Regions from separate parts of the Homo sapiens genome. Here all the other regions are linked to region 3. The links are chromatin contacts, found by Hi-C or POLR2A ChIA-PET in ENCODE. All regions are on one chromosome and are shown on one strand. Each heading gives the region's core, a stretch centred on a gene start or an enhancer-like site at or near the end of the contact. The rest is flanking DNA. Distances are from core to core; before and after follow the strand shown.

The links. A loop is a pair of places that touch in the nucleus more often than their neighbours do. ChIA-PET counts read pairs that join two places held with the same protein, here RNA polymerase II (POLR2A). Pooled maps may share reads with other maps.
Region 1: a loop to region 3 is called in a map with no recorded cell type, with 4 times the contacts of the local background. The contact joins two enhancer-like sites. A Hi-C loop is called at or near these places in 1 of 168 maps with a recorded cell type or tissue (heart right ventricle), 13 of 37 single-sample maps with no recorded cell type and 7 of 50 pooled maps.
Region 2: a loop to region 3 is called in a pooled map, with 10 times the contacts of the local background. The contact joins two enhancer-like sites. A Hi-C loop is called at or near these places in 11 of 50 pooled maps. POLR2A ChIA-PET finds 5 or more read pairs at or near these places in 3 of 52 experiments (BJ, K562 and PC-9).
Region 4: a loop to region 3 is called in a map of Calu3, with 5 times the contacts of the local background. The contact joins two enhancer-like sites. A Hi-C loop is called at or near these places in 1 of 168 maps with a recorded cell type or tissue (Calu3). POLR2A ChIA-PET finds 5 or more read pairs at or near these places in 3 of 52 experiments (AG04450, H1 and OCI-LY7).

Annotation. Positions count from the first base shown.
Region 1 is chr7:106,054,757-106,059,381 of GRCh38, forward strand. No RefSeq gene overlaps it. Among named protein-coding and RNA genes, the nearest start is that of SYPL1, 55 kb to the right of the region's middle. RefSeq lists enhancers at 2,029-2,078, 2,589-2,638, 3,484-4,035, 3,719-3,878, 3,909-4,008 and a silencer at 4,349-4,468. Within about 2 kb of position 3,320, at least 17 of the 41 ENCODE cell types and tissues checked have a DNase peak (open chromatin) inside an H3K27ac peak, as active enhancers do.
Region 2 is chr7:106,764,560-106,769,534 of GRCh38, forward strand. No RefSeq gene overlaps it. Among named protein-coding and RNA genes, the nearest start is that of LINC02577, 8.0 kb to the right of the region's middle. Within about 2 kb of position 3,617, at least 4 of the 41 ENCODE cell types and tissues checked have a DNase peak (open chromatin) inside an H3K27ac peak, as active enhancers do.
Region 3 is chr7:106,482,109-106,486,570 of GRCh38, forward strand. No RefSeq gene overlaps it. Among named protein-coding and RNA genes, the nearest start is that of CTB-30L5.1, 110 kb to the right of the region's middle. Within about 2 kb of position 2,568, at least 5 of the 41 ENCODE cell types and tissues checked have a DNase peak (open chromatin) inside an H3K27ac peak, as active enhancers do.
Region 4 is chr7:106,174,480-106,179,347 of GRCh38, forward strand. No RefSeq gene overlaps it. Among named protein-coding and RNA genes, the nearest start is that of SYPL1, 65 kb to the left of the region's middle. RefSeq lists a silencer at 2,266-2,405. Within about 2 kb of position 2,397, at least 9 of the 41 ENCODE cell types and tissues checked have a DNase peak (open chromatin) inside an H3K27ac peak, as active enhancers do.

The sequences.
Region 1 (4,625 bases), core at 2,070-4,569, 430 kb before region 3:
GCGGGTGTATGCCTCCCGGGTCCCATGCACCTGGGTATGTGAACCCTGCCACCCTCCTGCACAAGAGCCCAGTCTACTGTGCCTGAAGAGGCTGGACCTGACGCCGGCCTTCCCTTTGCTTCATTTGTGAGATGCCGGCTAGTCCAGTCTGACTTCAGGAGAGCATCTCTGGCTTTTCTGCTCCATTCCTAGTTTTGGTTCTTCCTTAGGAGGCCCCGCAATGGAGGGAGGAATAGAGCAGAGAAGAGGCGGCATTTCCTCATCTCCCCACACTCTGGCCTAGGACCTTGTGATGACTTTCTCTAATTTCAGAGGTGGAGACAGACTTCTTCCAGCCCCCTCCTGTGAAGGGACAGTGGGGCCAACTTCCTTTCCTCTCCTGTGCCAGGTCTTAAAAGCCTGACCTGCATTTTGCAGAAGTCAGGACCGGCTTGAGTTCAATTACAGTAGATTGCTTGATCTCATTTATTTTCTCCTGTATGCTTGAAGTTAGGACAGCTTTAATTTGAAATGGAAATTTATGCAAATACTATGTAAATTAGGTCATTCCCAGATTAACTGGGGGAAAAAATCTGGTCGCCTTAGCAGGCACCATCTGTTCCCTCCTCATTCTTTCCATATCTGAACCCCACCCCCCCTTTCCCAATCAACTTTGAAACTTGTTTTCCTGTGGCTGAGAAGAGAGATCGTTCAAGGGAAGGAAACTAATCCCCCATCAGTTTTCCAGGTGGGTCGTTCCAATGTCTGTTTTGCGGTGAGAAGAGGCTCAGGTGAGAGGCTGGGAAGACTTCAGGGTTGGCTCCGGGTTAATGGTTGCCACACTCCACACATGTGCCGCCTCCTCCTTGTTCCTCTCTTTTCTCTTGGCCTCCGCTTCTCTTAGGATTCTTTTCCTCCTTCTCTTTGCCTGAAGTCTTCTAATGGCACCCAGAAGCCTTCTTCCTCCCTCTTGTGGCAGTCGGAGTAGAAGGGCTTTGGGGTTTTGCAATACCCCCAGAGTTCTTGGGAACTTTTGGGTCCATGTGGGTATTGGTTGGGAGGCTCAGGGCCCAAGCAGGAGGCTCTGTCCCACCCCATGGCTGCAGCTCACGCCTATGGAGCAGGGACAGCTTCAGTCCTGCTCTGTGAAGGCAAGAAAGCCAGGAGCCTCAGAAAAGCTATGGATGTGAGGGAAGCAGGGGGCCCCAGCTTCGTCATTCCGCATCGTTTTCTCCTTTAAGGGGACAAAAGTGAGAAGACTTCCCAGCGATTCATTCGCTCCTCCATCCTGCAAGGAAGCAGAGCCACAGTTGCCCCACCAGGAAGAAGCAACTTGAGGCCGGGTGCGGTGGCACACACCTGTAGGTCAGGAGTTTGAGACCAGCCTGGCCAACATAATGAAACCCTGTCTCTACTAAAAATACAAAAATTAGCTGGGCGTGGTGGCGGCCACCTGTAATCCCAACTACTCGGGAGGCTGAGGCAGGAGAATCACTTGAACCCAGGAGACGGAGGTTGCAGTGAGCTGAGATTGCACCACTGTACTCCAGCCTGGGTGACAGAGCAAGACTCCATCTCAAAAAAATAATAAATAAAAATAAAGAAGCAATTTGAGGGATACTTTTGTTGCTGTTAGCCACTGAGTTTTTTTTTTTTTTTTTTTTTTTAACAGTCTCATACTGTTGCCCAGGCTGGAGTGCAGTGGCATGATCTCAGCAACCTCCACCTCCCAGGTTCAAGTGATTCTCCTTGCCTCAGCCTCCCAAGTAGTTGGGATTACAGCTGCCTGCCACCACACCCGGCTAATTTATTTAGTATTTTTAGTAGAGATAGGGTTTCACTATGTTGGCCAGGCTGGTCTTGAACTTCTGACCTCAGGTGATCCATCCATCCCAGCCTCCCAAAGTGCTGGGATTACAGGCATGAGACACCACGCCCGGCCTAGCCACTGAGATTTTTGAGGCTATTTGTTATTGCAGCAAAACTTAATGAGAGCTTACTACTACACCCTCTCATCTTCCTCAATCTCTCCTCAAAGCTGCCTCAAAATTTAAAAAATTCTTTTATATACTCATGTGATACTTTCTCGCTTTAGGCCAAGTGAAAATAAAGGCATCTTCATAAACATTTGCTTTTTTTCTTGGTTCATGATATGACTGTACAAACTGCACTTGTGTATACGGCTTTAAACCCAGACTTCAGGCAGGGGGAACAGTCAGTGCAAAGGCCCCCAAGGCAGGGACGTCAGGAGTCCATGTGGCTTGGTCAGAGTAAGAAGGTGGGAGAGTGGTAGGGAGTGAGGCTCATGGAGTGAGAGGTGGGCAGTGTGGACCTGAGCATGGGCCCCAGAGAAGGTGCAGTTTCAGGACAGAAGCACAAGGTGGCACCGTGACACTCCCCTCAGTCACTGTGGACCGCATGTGCGGTGGTAGAGAAGACACATCTTCTTATCCTCCAAAATGGCTCTGCCAGGGAATGAAAGTCCAGCCGACTCCAGCAAATTAGAAACTGTACTCTTAGGACTGGAAAAGCTTTCGAGACCTCTCAATCAGGGAGGTTTCCATGTGGGGTCCATGATGCCTATGCATGGACTCCAGGACCCAGGGGATCCCCTGAATTGCAGTGTGCTTTTCAGGAGAAACCTCCAACATTTTCACTCCAAGGGGTCTATGACCCAAAAAAGGTGAAGAACCTCTGACTACCACTGGTGCTCCCACCAAGGCCAGACTTGACAAGAACTTCCTCAGCAACAGGCAGCCCCGGCCAATTCCACATTATTACCAGGTGCCTGGAGACCTGTGAGTCCTTTGCTATCTCAGTGGAGGCACCCAGTAATGCTTGGAACCGCTGGGCCTGAGGACACTCGGGCTCTCCTTCCAGAAACTAGAGCTTTTGTGAGGGGCCAGCAAATTTGCATACGTGCACCCGTGCACACACGCACACACCCCTCTCTCCACTGTCTTTAGATTGAAGAAATCACATCTTCTGCACATGAACGTCCTGTTGGTTCTCAAAGGTGCCTGGATGTTTCTGTGATAAGTAAAATATGATTGCACAATGTGGTTACTGAATTTGCAGTCACTTTGATCATTATATAGTTTCTCACCCACTGGATGTTTTATAGAAGTCTAATATAGAATTGATCTAATTGAAGTTTAATATATATTCGACTCTATGTGTCCAATATAATGAATGGGGCAGGGAGTCTGTCAGATATTTTGAGCTAAATGAGAAACTTCATAATCAAAATGGTGGGAGCCACAGTCTGGTGAAAGGGAGGGGTCGTGAGTGATGTCTGATGGCCAACAGGTGAGCTGGGACGGCGCAGGGGGCGCGGTGGGGGCAGGACAGGAAGCTGCGTGGGCAGCAGGTGGAGGGTGTGAGCAGAAGTGAGACTGGAGCCTGTGGGGTTGCTCAAGTGGAACTGCAGAAGGAGATCAAGAATGAGGGAAGATGCAAATTTTTAATTCAGCATCTTCTAAAAAAAAGTCCCAGAAATGACTGTATTTGCTATTGGTGTTTTAAAATATCCATTAAATACCACATTTGCCAGCATCACTTCTCTTATCCCGGCTGCTCTAGCAGCCTGAATTCTGCCTTTTTCTTCCCTGAGAGCTGGGCTCAGGGAACCCGCGTATCGACCTCAGGGGGTCAGGCCTGCAGGTGGGTGGCTCCCCTGGGACTCTTTAAAACCAAACCCCGAGCAGAAAGGAGAGGCTGAGGTTTGGGGCTCCTTTAAAGGCCTCCTCTCAGCTTGTCTCCAGTTCACTGCCTAAGAATGTCCTCCAGACACAGGCTCTGAGGCCAGAGCTATTGAATATTTATCAAGGCCTCCTGGCAGACGTGGGAGACTGAGAACAGGAAAATCAGGCCCAGGCGGGCATCTGTGGAGCCTGCCTGGGTGCTAGCCAGATGCTGCAAGATTCAAGTTGCCCGTTGACTCTGCAGAGCCTGCCCCGCCCTGTCCTCCCTCCTCGGGGAGGCGTGCATGGGCCTGGCTGCTGTCAGGGTGTTTGCTTCTTGTCACCATCCTCCATACTGACTTCCATTGCAAGCCCTGCCCCACTGTGGCTCCATTGTCTGCAGTGGCCTGGGCTGACCAGCTCAGCCTGGAGCCCTGCCCTGGGACGATGCGGGCTAACACAGTGACACAAAGCCCTGCTTTGTGGCCCTGACAGGAGGATTTATCATTAGCTGTGAGATGGTCCCTGGCAGATCCTGGCATGTGGTGAGCAGACAGATCTGTGCTGATCACAGTATTTTGAGTACCCCCAGTTGAATACAGCATCTGGGGCCCTCAAATCTGCCACATGGATCTTATGGCTTCAGGCTCACTGGCACCTTTTGTGTTGGCCGAAGTACGGGTAGGGGGTAGATTAGGAGCACTAGCTTGTACCCAGTGACGTCTGGGGGCTGGTTTACAGGAAAGGCACCCTAAGGTTGTGCAGGCCCTGACATGTGGTCCTCCTGGCATCTGGGGACAGCATGTCAGGTTTGGGGTCTGCCCATCCTTGCCTTGGGCACAGGTCCCCAAACAACAGCAGCATCCCTGTGGGTGGGATATCTGACCAGCAGAAAATGGAAGTGAATATCTCTTTGATCTTGGAGTGAGGAAGAATTTCTTAAAAATAACACACCAAAAAATC
Region 2 (4,975 bases), core at 2,367-4,866, 280 kb after region 3:
ACCAGACTTCTGGCTCAGAGACAAAGGACTTTATCACCCAGAGCACAGAAAGGAGCAGGAGCTACACGTTCATATTAGTTCCCCTTCCCCCGACACACCCACCAAATTCCACAAAGCAACTGCATGGATGCTCCACACACATGGACTTACATCACAGCTAAAGAAAACCCAAGTTTAAGGAACCTCAATCATTTATAATGGGCTGCAAGAAAACCTTCCCAAACTTTGCTCCCAAACAGACATTATCTTTATCATATTGGACAGTAAATAATCTGTCCTCTGCTCCATAGGAAGATGCCATCTTCCAAGGCAGTTCGTAATGCAAAGGTTCTTAAAAAGATAATCAATACAAAAGCAGTTTGTGCCTCTGTTCACAAAATGTGCAGAAATGTAAGGGACCCTTGAAGAATTGTCTCCCAACACAACTCCATCAAGCTGCTATGGTTTGTATGTTGTCCCCTTCAAAACTCATATTGAAAATTCATTGCCATTGCAACACTATTAAGATGTGAGGCCTTTAAGAAGTGATTAGGCCATGAGGGTTCCATCCTCATGAATAGATTAACACCATTATCACAAGAGTAGGTTACAGTTATTGCAAGAGTTCAGCCCCCTTTGCACACTCACTTGCTCTTCCGCCTTCCACCAGGGGATGATGCAGCATGAAGACCCTCACTAGATGCCAGTGCCATGCTCTTGACTTCTCAATCTCCAGAACTATGAGCCAAATAAATTTATTTTCTTTATAAATTACCCAGCAGAAAACAGACTAAGACACAAGCCCTCAGCAAGACCAAAATCTATATTCTCACCATTGGTATCACTATCTCACATTGAATGGTATAAAGAAAGGCAATGTGGGCCGGGTGTGGTAGCTCACACCTTTAATCCCAGCATTTTGGGAGGCTGAGGTGGGAGGATTACTTGAGCACCGGAGTTCAAGATCAGCTTGAGTAACATAGGGAGACCTTATCCCTACCAAAAAAAATGAAAAAAAAAAATTGCTGGTCATGGTAGTGTGCCTATGGTCCTAGTTACTCAGGAGGCTGAGGTGGGAGGATCACTTGAGCCTGAGAGATCAAGTCTGCACTGAGCTATGATTGCACCACTGCACTCCAGTCTGGGTGACAGAGGAAGACCCTATCTTTAAAAAAAAAAAAAAAAAAAGTAAAGCTTCTGCATAATTGTTCCTCTTTGCAGTAGGTGTTATTGGGGTCCTACTCAGGTCCTGTTTATCTGGTAAATGCCTGCATTCCCCAGCTGTGTGAATGTTGGCTGTTGGCAACTCACAGCTGTACCCCTAACCTAAGAATAGCCTTCAGCAGAGCTGTCTTGCCTAGAAATGCCTGTAAGGCGTATGCCTCCCTACCCAACACACACACCCTCCATAGGCAGCACACAGGCAATGACTGACTGATGAAGAAGCACAAAAGACCCAAGGAAGGACAATTCTGTGATACCATTCATGCCCCAGAACTCCCGCAGGATCAGGTTGGGGTCAGACTTTAGCGTACACGCATCTTTGCCCAGCTTCCTCCCCTCCCGTCCCCTGCTCAGCTTACTCCTCTACTGGCTTCTCCTGAACCCACTCCCTTAATGAGTCACTCCATTTCAGGCTCTCCTACTAGAGAACCTGACCTAAGGCACTTGCCTTGAACATTTCCAGAAATAGAGCTGTCTGCCTCACAAGGCATGCCATTCTGTTTTTGGACAGCTCTGATCATTAGAAAAGTTTTATTATTTTATTAGGATCACACTGCCTCTGTAATCTCCACACATGAGTCTATGTAGAGTAAGTCTAATCCCTTTTCCACATGACGGCCTCTCAGATATTGGGGCAGGGGGGATTCCTTCTTAAATCTACTTTATTTTTAGGCTATGAGAAAAAAGGGGGAGCTTTTTTAAAAAGTTTTTTAAAAACTATACAATAATATTCTAACTCAGAGTAATGTCTGCCTGACAACAAAATTGCATGAAGCAAATAATGAAAAGTCAGCCAGAAGAAAATCTGAAGAAGCTTATTTCAAATCCACTGGGTGCCAGGGGCAGAGAGAGGGGGTGGGGCAAAAAGACGTACCCAGCACAAGAGTGAAGAAGAGATCAAATCTCAGGAAAAGATAAATCAGACATAAACTACTCAAAACCAGACACAATGAAAGACTGCAAGGATCCCACAGAAGAGAAACCTTATAATTCTCCAGAGATGATGTCATAGAAGTAGACCTAAAAAAACTCTAGGACTCAAATGTGTATATGTCACATGCACACCGTATCCATACTTTGAAGATTTTTAGATAAGGATTGGTAAACACTGTCTCAGGATCATTGAGACTTACTGATGAGATGCATACCTGGAATACAACATTAAAAGAGCATGCATACCTTGTTCAAAAGGAAAACGTTTCCTCGAAAGGATAGGATAGGAAAATTGTATGTCAAGAATATATATATTCCAATGGAAATTTAAAATCTGAGAGTAGAAGTATTTAAAAGGGGATAAACCCGGAAAGAGATGGAAGTAGTATCTTTGAAGGACTGTAATACAGATACCCAGCACATGAAGGAAATTGGGTAAAACAATCCTAGATAGCTCTCATGAGCAGGGCAAAGTCAGAGATAACCAGGTCCATGCATGTTTGTGTCTCCACAATGTCAGATTTTTACTGATGCTATTTTAACCACAAAAGCCACAAGCTACATGGAGTTCTCAAGAAGGCAACTCTCTCCTTAGTACTTCTCGTTCACTCCGTAGTCAGAGCACACAGCTCAAGCCACTCCACAAGTCAGTCAACATTGCAAACCATATATAGTAGTATATTTCATCAACATATAAATGTTAAGATTAAACATTCCACACCAAAGTAATATTTAACATCAAGAGAAAGGGAATAGGAAAAAGGATTAATGAAGTAGTCCGAGGAAAGTGACGATGAAGACAGAAAGAATCTCCTGGTCTGTGCTCGGCGGTCCAGGAAAGGTCTTGAAAGGAAAAGTCTTTGATGTGGGCAGAGCCTTCAGCAGCAGATGCCAGGTGTTGATCACTAGTGACAGTAAGAGCATGTCAGTTAAGATGGCCGCTTTGAGCTGCTGAAGCCCTGCTCTTTTTACGACCACCAGAGGACTGATAGTGGAAGTGTGTGCTTGTTTATGCCCTTATCTGGTTGGATGCAGTCTTTATTTATTACAAATTTATTAAGCAAACATCGTATCCCTGTTGGCAAAATGTCCCGTGAAATGTAAGATGGAGTCTTTTTTTTAAGATGGAGTTACTTATGTCAAGGGTGCTCAATACAATAGCCTTTGTTGGGGCTTTATAACTTAAAATGTGCTTTCTCACATTTTCTTCAATCTCAGAGAAGACTTATCAGATGAATAATACATTATCATTATTTTATGGAAGTTATAAGTGATTAATTGACCATGCCCTGTTAAATTAAGTTTAGCCTAAAGCTGCCTCCTTACATATTTTTAAGTTGAGGCTAAAGGTTTCTCTGCACATAGTGAACTGTAACCTAACTGGATGTATCAACAGACTGTAACTTGCTCTTGTACCCATCACTGAGCTTCAGCCAATTGCAGATGGCCAACTGTTTAAACCACGTTCAAATAAGACAAACATCAAGCTGTAACAATCCAGCTGTTCCTATTCCTCACTTCTGTTTCACTTTCATTTTTCTGTTCATAAATCCTTTTCACGTGAGTCTGTCTGAATCTATTCTGGTTTGGGGATTGCCCAGTTCATGAAACATTCTTTGCTCAATTAAACTCTGTTAAATTTAGTTTGTCCAAAATTTTTCTTTTAGCAGCTGCAGATCGCCCAACTCATCGGTGGTAGGTCTAAGACTCGAGCATGGGTCTTTAAGCCTAAAGTCTATATTCTTGCCACATAGCCATGCTATCTTCTGATACATGTAGCAAAACTGCTACAGAATTGGCCACCTGGAACCAGTTAGTGGTATCCTGCTATTAACCACATGTATTGGTTACCTGATGCTGCCATAACAAATCACCACAAACTAGGTGGCTTAAAACAACAAAAAATTATTATCTCAGTGTTGGCAGCTAGTAGTCTGCAACTAAGGTGCTGGCAGGTTGATGTTTTCCTCTGACGCCTCTAGGGAACCTTCCTTGCCTCTTCCTAGCCTCTAGCAGTTGCTTGCCACCCTTGGTGCTCCCTGGCTTCTAGATGCATCACTGCAGTCTCCACCTACGATCTTCTCCCTGTCTGTGTCCCTGTGTCCCAATGCTCCTCTTTTTATAAGGATCCAGTTATATTGAATTTAGGGCCCATTCTAATCCAGTATGACCTCGTCTTAACTTGATTACATCTGCAAAGACTGTATTTTCAAATAAGGTCATATTCACAGGCTCCAGGTGAACATAAGCTGGGGAAAGGCACACATTCAACCCAGCGCACAGCAGACGGAGAGTTTGTTCTTGGTTTGGGTTACTGACAATTTTCCCTCAGCAGGTAAAGGAATACATTTAGGAAATTTTTGTCCTGGATTCCAACAAGAAAGAAGGAGGTGTCAAATGCAGAAACAAGCAAACCTTGGAATAAAATGGCCTTGATGTTTATAATAGTGAAAAAGGTAATGGTCAGACCTTCAGAAAGGGGGCTTCATAAAAAGTAAGGAAAATAATAGTGCCCAAGGGAATATGTTTAGAAGAGGAATGTAGACTCTGAAAACAGGATTACTTGAGCATTACAAAAATGATCCTGTTTAGGAGGAAAGATATGCTGTCTGGAAAGAAAATATAATAGAAATAATCTCAGATAATTGACCATAAACAAGCTTGTGCTGAAAACATAAACAGCAAGAATAGAATAATAGTCTAGGAGCACACAGTTCTCAGAGAGGAGGTAAAAGGAGGGTTAGATCTGGAGTAGTAAGACTCGAGGTTCCTATGGCTCAGAGGACGGATGGGGTGGACAGACCCAAGCATGCGATAAAAGAAAGGGAAAATTTGTTTA
Region 3 (4,462 bases), core at 1,318-3,817:
AATTCTACTAACACTTGATTGTCTGATCAGGCATAGAATTCTAGGTTGAAAATTATGTGTCCTCAGAATTTTAAAGGCATTGTGCTGTTATCTTGTAGTTCCAGTGCTGCTGATAAGTCTGATGACATTCTGGTTGCCATTTTTTCTGTAAGTGTTTTTTGTTCATTTGTTTGTTTTGTTTTGGAAGCTTTTTGAATCTCTTATCCTTGGTGGGTGTTTTTGTTTGGTTAGTTTTTTTCTGAGACAGAGTTTTGCAATTCTCTTGCCTCAGCCTCCCGAGTAGCTGTGACTACAGGGGCGTGCCACCACACCCGGCAAATTTTGTATTTTTAATAGAGGCGGGGTTTTACCATGTTGGCCAGGCTTGTCTCAAACTTCTGACCTCAGGTGATCCACCTGCCTCAGCCTCCCAAAGTGCTGAGATTACAGGTGTGAGCCACCACACCCAGCCTTTGGTGTTTTAAAATGCCATTCTAGTGAGCCTTCAACTATTTCTTCTTTTATTCATTGTGCTGGCTACTCTGTTGATCCATTACTCTAAGAATTTTTATTGTGTTATTTCTTTGATGATTTCCTCCTCTGTTCTCTCTTTCTGTTCAGACTTCCTGGAACCCATATTAATTAGAAATTACATCTTGGGGATTGATCCTTTTCTTAGTCTGCTGGAGCTGCCGTAGTAAAATGCTACAGGCTGAGTGGCTTAAACAATAGAACTTTATTTCTCATAGTTCTGGAGGCTGAGAAGTCCAAGATCAAGGTGCTGGTGAGGCAGGTTTTATTCTGAGTTCTCTTCTCTTAGCCAGTAGGCAGCTGCGACCTCACCGTGTGCTCACGTGACCTTTTCTTTGTGTGTATATATATAGAGAGAGAGATCTTTGACATACACTCTTCTTATGAGGATACCAGACCTACTGGATCAGGACTGTATCTTATGACCTGATTTAACCTTTATTACTTCCTTATAGGCACTATCTCTAAATACTGTCACATTGGGGATTAGAGCTTAAACATGAATTTTGGAGGGATATAATTCAGCCTGTAGCAATCTTCTAATCCAATAACCTTTTCACTTCTATTCTCCCTCTTTTTGAATTTTTTCTTTATTCTAGGTGAGTTCCACTTTTACTGAATCATTTCGACATTTCTTGCCATCATGTTTTTTATTTCTAAGAGCTCTTATTCAATTTTTTGATTATTTTCCTTTATTTCACTGTTTTTTCATTGATAAATATATTTATCTTTCTGAAAATATGATAGATTTTTTAAATCCTGCTACATGAATTACTTGTATTTTTTACTAAATGACTTTTTTTTTTTCTATTTACTTTGCACTTGGCCTCTCAAATTGGAGGCTTTTTCAAATATTTGGTGATCTTTGGCTATCCTTTGTCATATAAAAGTGAGGCACAAAAAAAATCTTAGAGAGAACGAGGCTTGTTGACCAAGTAGCAAGAAGACTTTTTTATTGTGTGATCCCCAGATGTCAAAATTGATCTTTTCTCTGGGTCTGCTTAGTGTTACACTAGTTAGTTTAGCTAGGATAGGCAAGGTTAGCTACAGGAAAAGAAAAAATAAAAAGAATAAAACAACTCTGTGGCTTAACACAATAAATATTTATCATTCCCACTATATGTCCAGTGATAATTGGTGATGGGCTCTGCTCCAGTCACAGAATTACTCCAAACCATCTTATGATGTCACTGTTTCACCAAGATACCTCATTTGTCATAGCAGGAAAAAAAGCAAGCATGGAAACTCGCATATTGTCTGTTGAATGTGTCCACCTGGAAGTAGTATACATGACTTGTACTTTTACTTAATTGACTGAAGCAAATTGTAGGTCCACACCTAGCCTCAAAGAGTGGGGAAGTGCAGCCCTCCCAAGTGTCCAAAAGGAGAGGGTAGCCAGAAATACTGGAGAGCAGCACCAATGTTTACCACAATGACTGATTCATTCTCTTAAAAATAGTATGCTTGCATGCCTGTAATCCCAGCATTTTGGGAGGCTGAGGCGGGTGGATCACGAGGTCAAGAGATTGAGACCATACTGGCCAACATGGTGAAACCCCGTCACTACTAAAAATACAAAAATTAGGTGGGCATGGTGGCGCGTGCCTGTAGTCCCAGCTACTAGGGAGGCTGAGGCAGGAGAATCGCTTGAACCCAGGAGGCAGAGGTTGCAGTGAGCAGAGATCATGCCACTGCACTCCAGCCTGGGCAACAAGAGTGAAACTCCATCTTAAAAAAAAAAAAATAAGCTTGCAGTCCTCATTCCTCCTCAGCAGATATTATTCAGATACTCAACATCCACTTGGTGAAGTATTGATAAATTGCTTCTTTTACTATTATTTTTTCTGATGAAGTATGTTGACTAACTTAAGGAGAACTTAAGAAAAATTAGATGAAAACAAAAGGATTCCTCTGCCTGCTAAACTTTTTATTGTTGTAAGAAAGCAACAAAAAACCACTGAATTCCTATTTTTCCATCATCCTATGTCTTCCTAAAGTCATCCTTAATTTCATCACAGCACCACTGATGAGGCAAAGCCAGGGTGGAAATGAAGGTGGCAGTAAGCTGAATTGTAACTTGGAACTGGCTGTGGCCAGCCTCCACGTGACCAATTTTGTAATTTATTATTAACTTTATGCAGCTACACACAAAAGGGAGTGAAGATTGCACAAGAGGCTCTGCTAATAGCAAAGTCTTTTAGGACCTAGAGCTGTGAACTACAAACAGTTTATCTTCAAGTGCCCAGGAAGTGATGGTAGAATTCAGGTTGCCTGACAGAAGCAATTTAGATTCTTCAGCAATAGAGGAGAGTTTGAATGTGAAGACATTCTCCTCTCAAACTTATATCACCTTGAAGAGTGGACAAATCCCAAGCTTTACTGTTTCGGGCTACCAGGCACAAATGTGATTGCAAACCAGACAAAAGTGTCCCCACAAGTTCATGAGCAGATTTTAAAACCAACCTGTTTCTCTGCCTCTGGTTTCAAAGAAACTAATTGCTCAGGATGCACACAGATGGTGTCTGACTCATTGTTTCTTTCCTTCATGTCACTGGATGTTAAATTAGTAATGGTAATAAACAACCACATATATTCACAGAGAAAAATGTATGAAGCTAAAATTAGAATCTTTGTCATGCAACATTGATTTGTTCCAGAAGTTGGAGCTAGATTGGTCAGCAAGTGAATGTTTCAGCCTTGTCACTCCAAGTCTTTTTGAGCCCTGAGCACAGACAACCCTAGTGTCATTGACCTTAATAAATGGAGAGTTGCTGAGAAAGCTTCTAGTCCACTGCCAGGCCTCCAGCTGTGGCCTTCCAGTACACACGCCCCTCCTCAGCTCAGACAACTTAGTGCTCTATGCACTTGCTGCTGTGCAGGGGACCTCAACACCTCTAGAATGCAGTACAGAAGTTGCCATTTACATCTTTAAGGTCCTAGACATGTGGCAGCTTATTTGCTAACTGAAGTCGCCACACTGATCAGTCATTGGATGCAGGCCACCCTGGGAAAGGGTGTGACATTGGAGGAGGTAGGTTTCTGCAGAGGGGACAATCCATAAAGGGGCTGACAGTTGAAGGCTGTTGGCCCATGACATTCTCAGGAGCTGGGGCAATGAGGCTTCACTGATGGGGGAGCTGGGCAGTGCATCCTTGTGTCTAGCGCACGGCTACTTCAAGTCACTTTTCCCAGAAGACTCTTCTATCACAATTGAAACTTCTTCAAGTTTCTGCCTGAGATAAGCTTTCTCCATGGTTTTCAGACCAACATCACTTGCCCCAAACTCTCCACCCCTTCTCATGATCAGTCTCATTTTTTTCTCCACTTTATTTGATTTGTCACACTGTCTCATGGATATCTGTCCCTAGATGGGTAAGCTTACTTCTACATTTATGGTTATGTTCACTTAGTAGCTTTTCTCCACTGTTTACAATAGTCAGCTCTGTCTGTACAAAGAATCAGGCTCCAAATAATGAAATGTTGGCTGAACTTGTCCTACTTTTCAACTTCTGAACATGTAGAGTACACAGGGTTCCAAACTATAGTTTGCTCCCACAGAGTTGGCTTCCTTTGTGTTTTTCATGAACCAAACTCAATCTAATTTACTACAAAAAGTGTGTTCCTGTCAGTTCACTCCAGTCACATGAGAAATCGATTGGCCTTTCTAAGGGAGAAGAGGAATCATTTCCCAAAATGATAAGAGAAACAAAGCCAGCCAGGGTTAGAAGACTCCTTTTAAATCTCCTCCTCCTGAAAATAAATGAGAAGAAGAGTCGATAAACTCATTCCCCACATTCCACATAGTGGCCTCAGCAATATTATGCTTCACTGGGCAAAACAGCTTCGAAGTGCCTGCTTTTACCTAATAGCACCTAAGTGCACTCTGAGTGCCTTCATTTCAATGATTAATCAAGAAAAAACTCAATGATTAATCATTTCAATACTCTGTGGC
Region 4 (4,868 bases), core at 1,147-3,646, 310 kb before region 3:
ATCCTCTCTTGCCCAGCTTTCCACAGGATTCTGGGGGAGACTGTATTTTCATTTAGCAAGCATTTGCTCTCCCTCTCCCATACCCCCGCCACCCCTTTATGGGAAGAACATATTATCCCACTGATGTTGGGTTGGCCATGTGACTTCCTTCAGACATCAGAGTGCAAGTGAATGAGGCATGAGCAGAGGCTTTACGTGTGCTTGTATGGCTTAGCTTCCCTCCTGTGCCACTGCCATTTTCCATGAGAAGAGCATGCCCCAGGTGGTTCTGGTTCAGAATGAGAGACACAGGGAGCCTGACCCACAGCCTAAAGCAGTCACACCAGCCAACCCACTGATCCGTGAGTGAGAAATACATGCTTTTATTGTACTTGCCGAGATTTTTGGGTTTGGGTTGTTACATGGCATGATTGCAACAATTGCTGACTAATACAAGCTTCTCACATTTATATTTTCAAAATGCTATATACTTGGAAACATATATATATTTTTACAGAAGTGCATAGCATATTTATGATTGTGTTACACAGGTTTTCCTGCTGTCTTTGTCTTTTCCTTATTAGATCGGTTATCCCCTCTTTTATTTTCCCTTATCCTACCTAAAGAAGTCTCCTTTCCTTTCCAAGTAATCCATGTTAACAGCCTACAATGCAGCCATCTATATTTTCTCCATATTTATTATATACTTATATACAATAATATGAATGCATATATTGCAGGAATGACATTCAAAATATGTAGCAAATACGTACTGGCTGCAGTATGCACAGCACCAACCAAACACAGTGAACGCTTGCTAAAATGTCCAATATGGTTTTATCAGTGTACACTGGCTGAATGCCAGCCCTGCACACACACGTACACATATACACAACAGAAATTTCTATCATTATGTTGTTTTACAAAAATGGAGCAATATTATGAACACTTTTACCCTATATTTTTAATGATTGTTTTCCACACAGTACCTCATTCCTTAAATTTCAACTCCAATATGGCTCTATTCATTCCATTTAATTGCTGTATAAAGCCATATTGAATGGGCTAGATCTATCAGTGTTTATTCAACAGTACCCTATTAATGGCCTTTTTCTTTGTACTGGTGTTTTTGCTACTGGGAACAATGCTGCAATTAGCATTCTTGTGCAAATATTGATGTGTCCTGGTGCTTTTATCTTGAGAGCATCAAGTCCCCAGAATGGAGCAGGTGGATTGATTGAGTGGTAAATTTTGTTAGATGACGTCAGATAGCTTTTCAAAGTTCAGTAACAATTTATATTTTTTGCCATCAAGATTTAAAGAAATCCTTTCCCCTACATCCCACTCAGCTATAAGTAAGTGGCTTTCTGATTTTTGCCAGTAAGTATAGGTATACAATAATGATCTGCATTTCCCAAACTGCTAGTGAGCTGAACACTTTTTCATGTCTTGGCTACTTGGATCTTCTCTCCATGTCTTTGCTCATTTCTCCATTGCGTTTTTTATATCCTTGTCAATATGTAGAACCTTTTTTTGCATATTGTAGGTATGAATCCTATGCCTACATTGAAATACTTTTTTTCTTAATCTACTATATGTCTATTGTTTTGGCGTAGGTTATCACTGCCCTAGCAAATGCTATCATGAGTTTAGGAGTGTGCTGCATCTTTCTCATGTATTTCTTTATATCTCTCTCCCCCTTCCCTCCCTCTGTTCTCCTCCCTTTCCTCTTCTTTCCCATTTCTTTCTCTCTCTGTGCCTGTTTTCCTTCCTTTCTGTGTCTTCCTCAGGATCTCCTTTTTTCTACCTCCTGCTCTGTCTGCTTCCTTTCATCTACTCCTTACCTCCTTGCTTCTCCAGCTCCATGGGAATACTCATTTTCAGTGCAGAGAGCACAGTGTTTTTCTGCTTGTGTCACTTACAAAACCAAGTCAGACCGAAGAGGTATTGCAGAGCAGCCCAGTAAGGGGTTAAAGCAGTATGTTTTCAAAATCGGCTGAATGTAAGTTCCTTTGGGAAGGTTTTTCTTTTTATATGGATCCCCCAGACCCATCCTCAGAGGTTTTGATTCTGTAGGTCTGGATGGGTGTCAGTGGGTATTTATTTCCAAATCTATCCAGGTGATTGCAGTACCTGGCCATCTGTGGGTGAGTGCTGGCTCAGGGAAGTTGGACATGTGCTCCCCAGTGTGGGGGTAGCTTGCTTGGGTGACTGGACAACACAGGTTATTGCAGTCTTAGATAATTGGCTTCCACAACCACCCAGCTCAGCACAAGACAGCAGGGAGGGGTTCCAGCGGAGTAGAGACAATGGTGAAGTCGTGGTCTTCTGGCCGGATTCTGCATCTCAAATGGCAGCTTTGCATGAATGCAGCCGCAGTGTGGCAAATGGGCACAGGGGGGCAGTGTGGCCCCACGTGGCTCCGAAGCCCTCTGATTCTGCATGAGGCCTGACCCGGGCTGGAATGCCGGCTCCAGGAAAGCTGTGAGCTGGTGAAGGGCTCTCCCACTGCCTTCTTCCCCTTCCACTCTTAGTCCCTGTCCCACAGAACCTGGCTTTCAGATGATTAAAGTTCATCCACCATTTACTGAGCATGAATTATCTCATGTCGAACACTGTCCTGGGTTATTTCATTTAATCTTCATAACAATCCAAGAAAGGCATATGATTTCCACCCTACGCAGAGGAAGCTGCAGTTTGGGGAAGTTAATTAGTTTCCCAGTGATGGCAGAGCCAGGATTGAGACCAAAGCCTGTCTGACTCCAACCCCAGTTGAGTGGAATTCTTTGCATTCAGTAACTGCTGCTCAATACAGGTAACAAATAGTTGATTCTGAACATATTAGGTGCTAATTTACCAGTTAATTTATTCATGCACGCTGATTGTTTCCCCTTTCTTCCTTCTTTAAAGAGATCAGTAAGAATAACCGAGTTAGCTAAGAAAGCTCAAAGCCCGAGGTCTGTTTGGATTTTAACAGGAGACTCTGAAGAAACAAAGAATGAAATAGCTGATGGTGAAATAGTGGCCATGGGGTTGGCTTCTCCATTCAACTAGGCCAGGGTATCACACTAAGAGTCTGCAGATCAAATGCAGGATTTTATTTGGCTAACATGATGTTATTTAAAAACCTAAATTCCAGTGGTTTTGTTGTTTATTTAGAGACAGAGTCTCCTTCTGTCGCCCAGGCTATTCCAGTGGTTTTAGGTGGGACATCTGCTTTGCAGTTTATCACAATCCCACCCTTCCCCTTTCTGTACATCTTTCTGCTTTGCTCGTTGATGCTACCTGCCTGGCATCCGCTAACAGCAGTGCCGGGCTGACGGGTCCTGTCACACTCCTGCAAGATGAGAACTGGCTTTGGGCCCTGCTCTGTCTCTTTCCCTTGCTCCACTTCCCTCCCAGGTGCTTCCCTCCCAGGTGCCATCATTGGCCCTCACACCTGTGTTGGGTGCGTCAGTCAGTCTGCTCTGCTGCTTCTAGCACCCAGATCAGTCCCAGGTTCGCCAGGGCTAAATTTAACCTGCAGCTGCTTCATCAGATGCTCGGGTATTTTCAGCCCTAGGAGCCTCGGGTGGCTGAGCTGAAAGTAGCTGAGGACTGCTGGCCAGGGCTTACGTCCAGTGTTGTGGATTGAAATTAGCATCCAGGTTGGTCCAAGGTCTTGGCTACCCCCCACACTGTGCTTCCATTTTTCTTAACTGAAGATGAGGAGAAGAGAGAGAAGGCAAGAACTGGCAGAGAATAAGACAACACAAAATAGATCCTGGGATCCCTCTGAATTTGCTCCATCATTCCTCCCTTCTCCACAGCCAGGAATGCCCCTCTGGTTGGTGGCCTAGCAGAGGGTACAGTCTGCATCACACAGTGAAGTGCTGCCAGCTGGCCTGTTCTCTCCCAAGCCACTGTTTTGGGGAGCCACCAGCCTTGCTCTGAGCTCCAGCGTTCATGTGTCTGTCATTCAGTGTCCTTTCCTGACATGGGCATTCACCAACAGGACTATGTTCCCCAAAGCCTTGGCCCATGACCTCTGAAAGTTCCCTGCTGATGTGTGCTGTGGAGTCGATAGTCCCTCTGGCCAAGCAAGCAGATGCGTGTGCAAAACTGCAGGCTGTCAGTGGCATTTACAAAGAGAAGAGGAATGTGGGTCCAGAGATGGGGCAGGCGGCCTTGAGGGGAGGAGAGGAGAGGAGATGCATGTGGAGGGGGGTTGTAGCCCCTAGGTCCTGGGGCCCTGGGATGGAGGAGGTGCCTGCCTGGGCATGAACCATCCTGCCTATCCTCAGCTGATGTCCTTGGCAACAGGCTGTCAGCCATCATCAAACCTCCTGTGAAGCCAAGTGAAGCAAAGTCCTCCCTTTCTCCCTAAATCCTACATGTCCAAGGCAGGAGATGTTCCCCTGACTACTACTTTAGTAGGTGCCCAGTGGGTGGCACCTCTAGCCCACAGCTCCAACACTAGAAGGGCTGTAGGGATCCTTTGTTTGGATCTGCTCATGTTACAGACAGGCAAGCTGTAGCCCTCAGAGGTTGTAAGTTTCATGGCTGGAACCCTGACCTCCTGATATGAGTCCTCAGCACCCTTCTCTCTTTCACGCCAATATTCACAATACCTAACAATCAGGATTCTGTACCAGGCACTATTTCATTTTATTTGTTTGAGACAGGGCCTCGCTCTGTCACCCAGGCTGGAGTGTGGTGGCATGATCACAGCTCACTTCAGCCTCAACTTCCCTGGGCTCAATCGATCCTCCTGCTTCAGCCTTCTGGGTAGCTGGGACTAGAGGCACATGCCACCATGCCTGGCTAATTTTCCATTTTTTGTAGATACGAGGTCCCACTATGTTGCCAGGGTGGGCTCCAACTCCTGGGTGCAAGCGATCCCTGCCTTG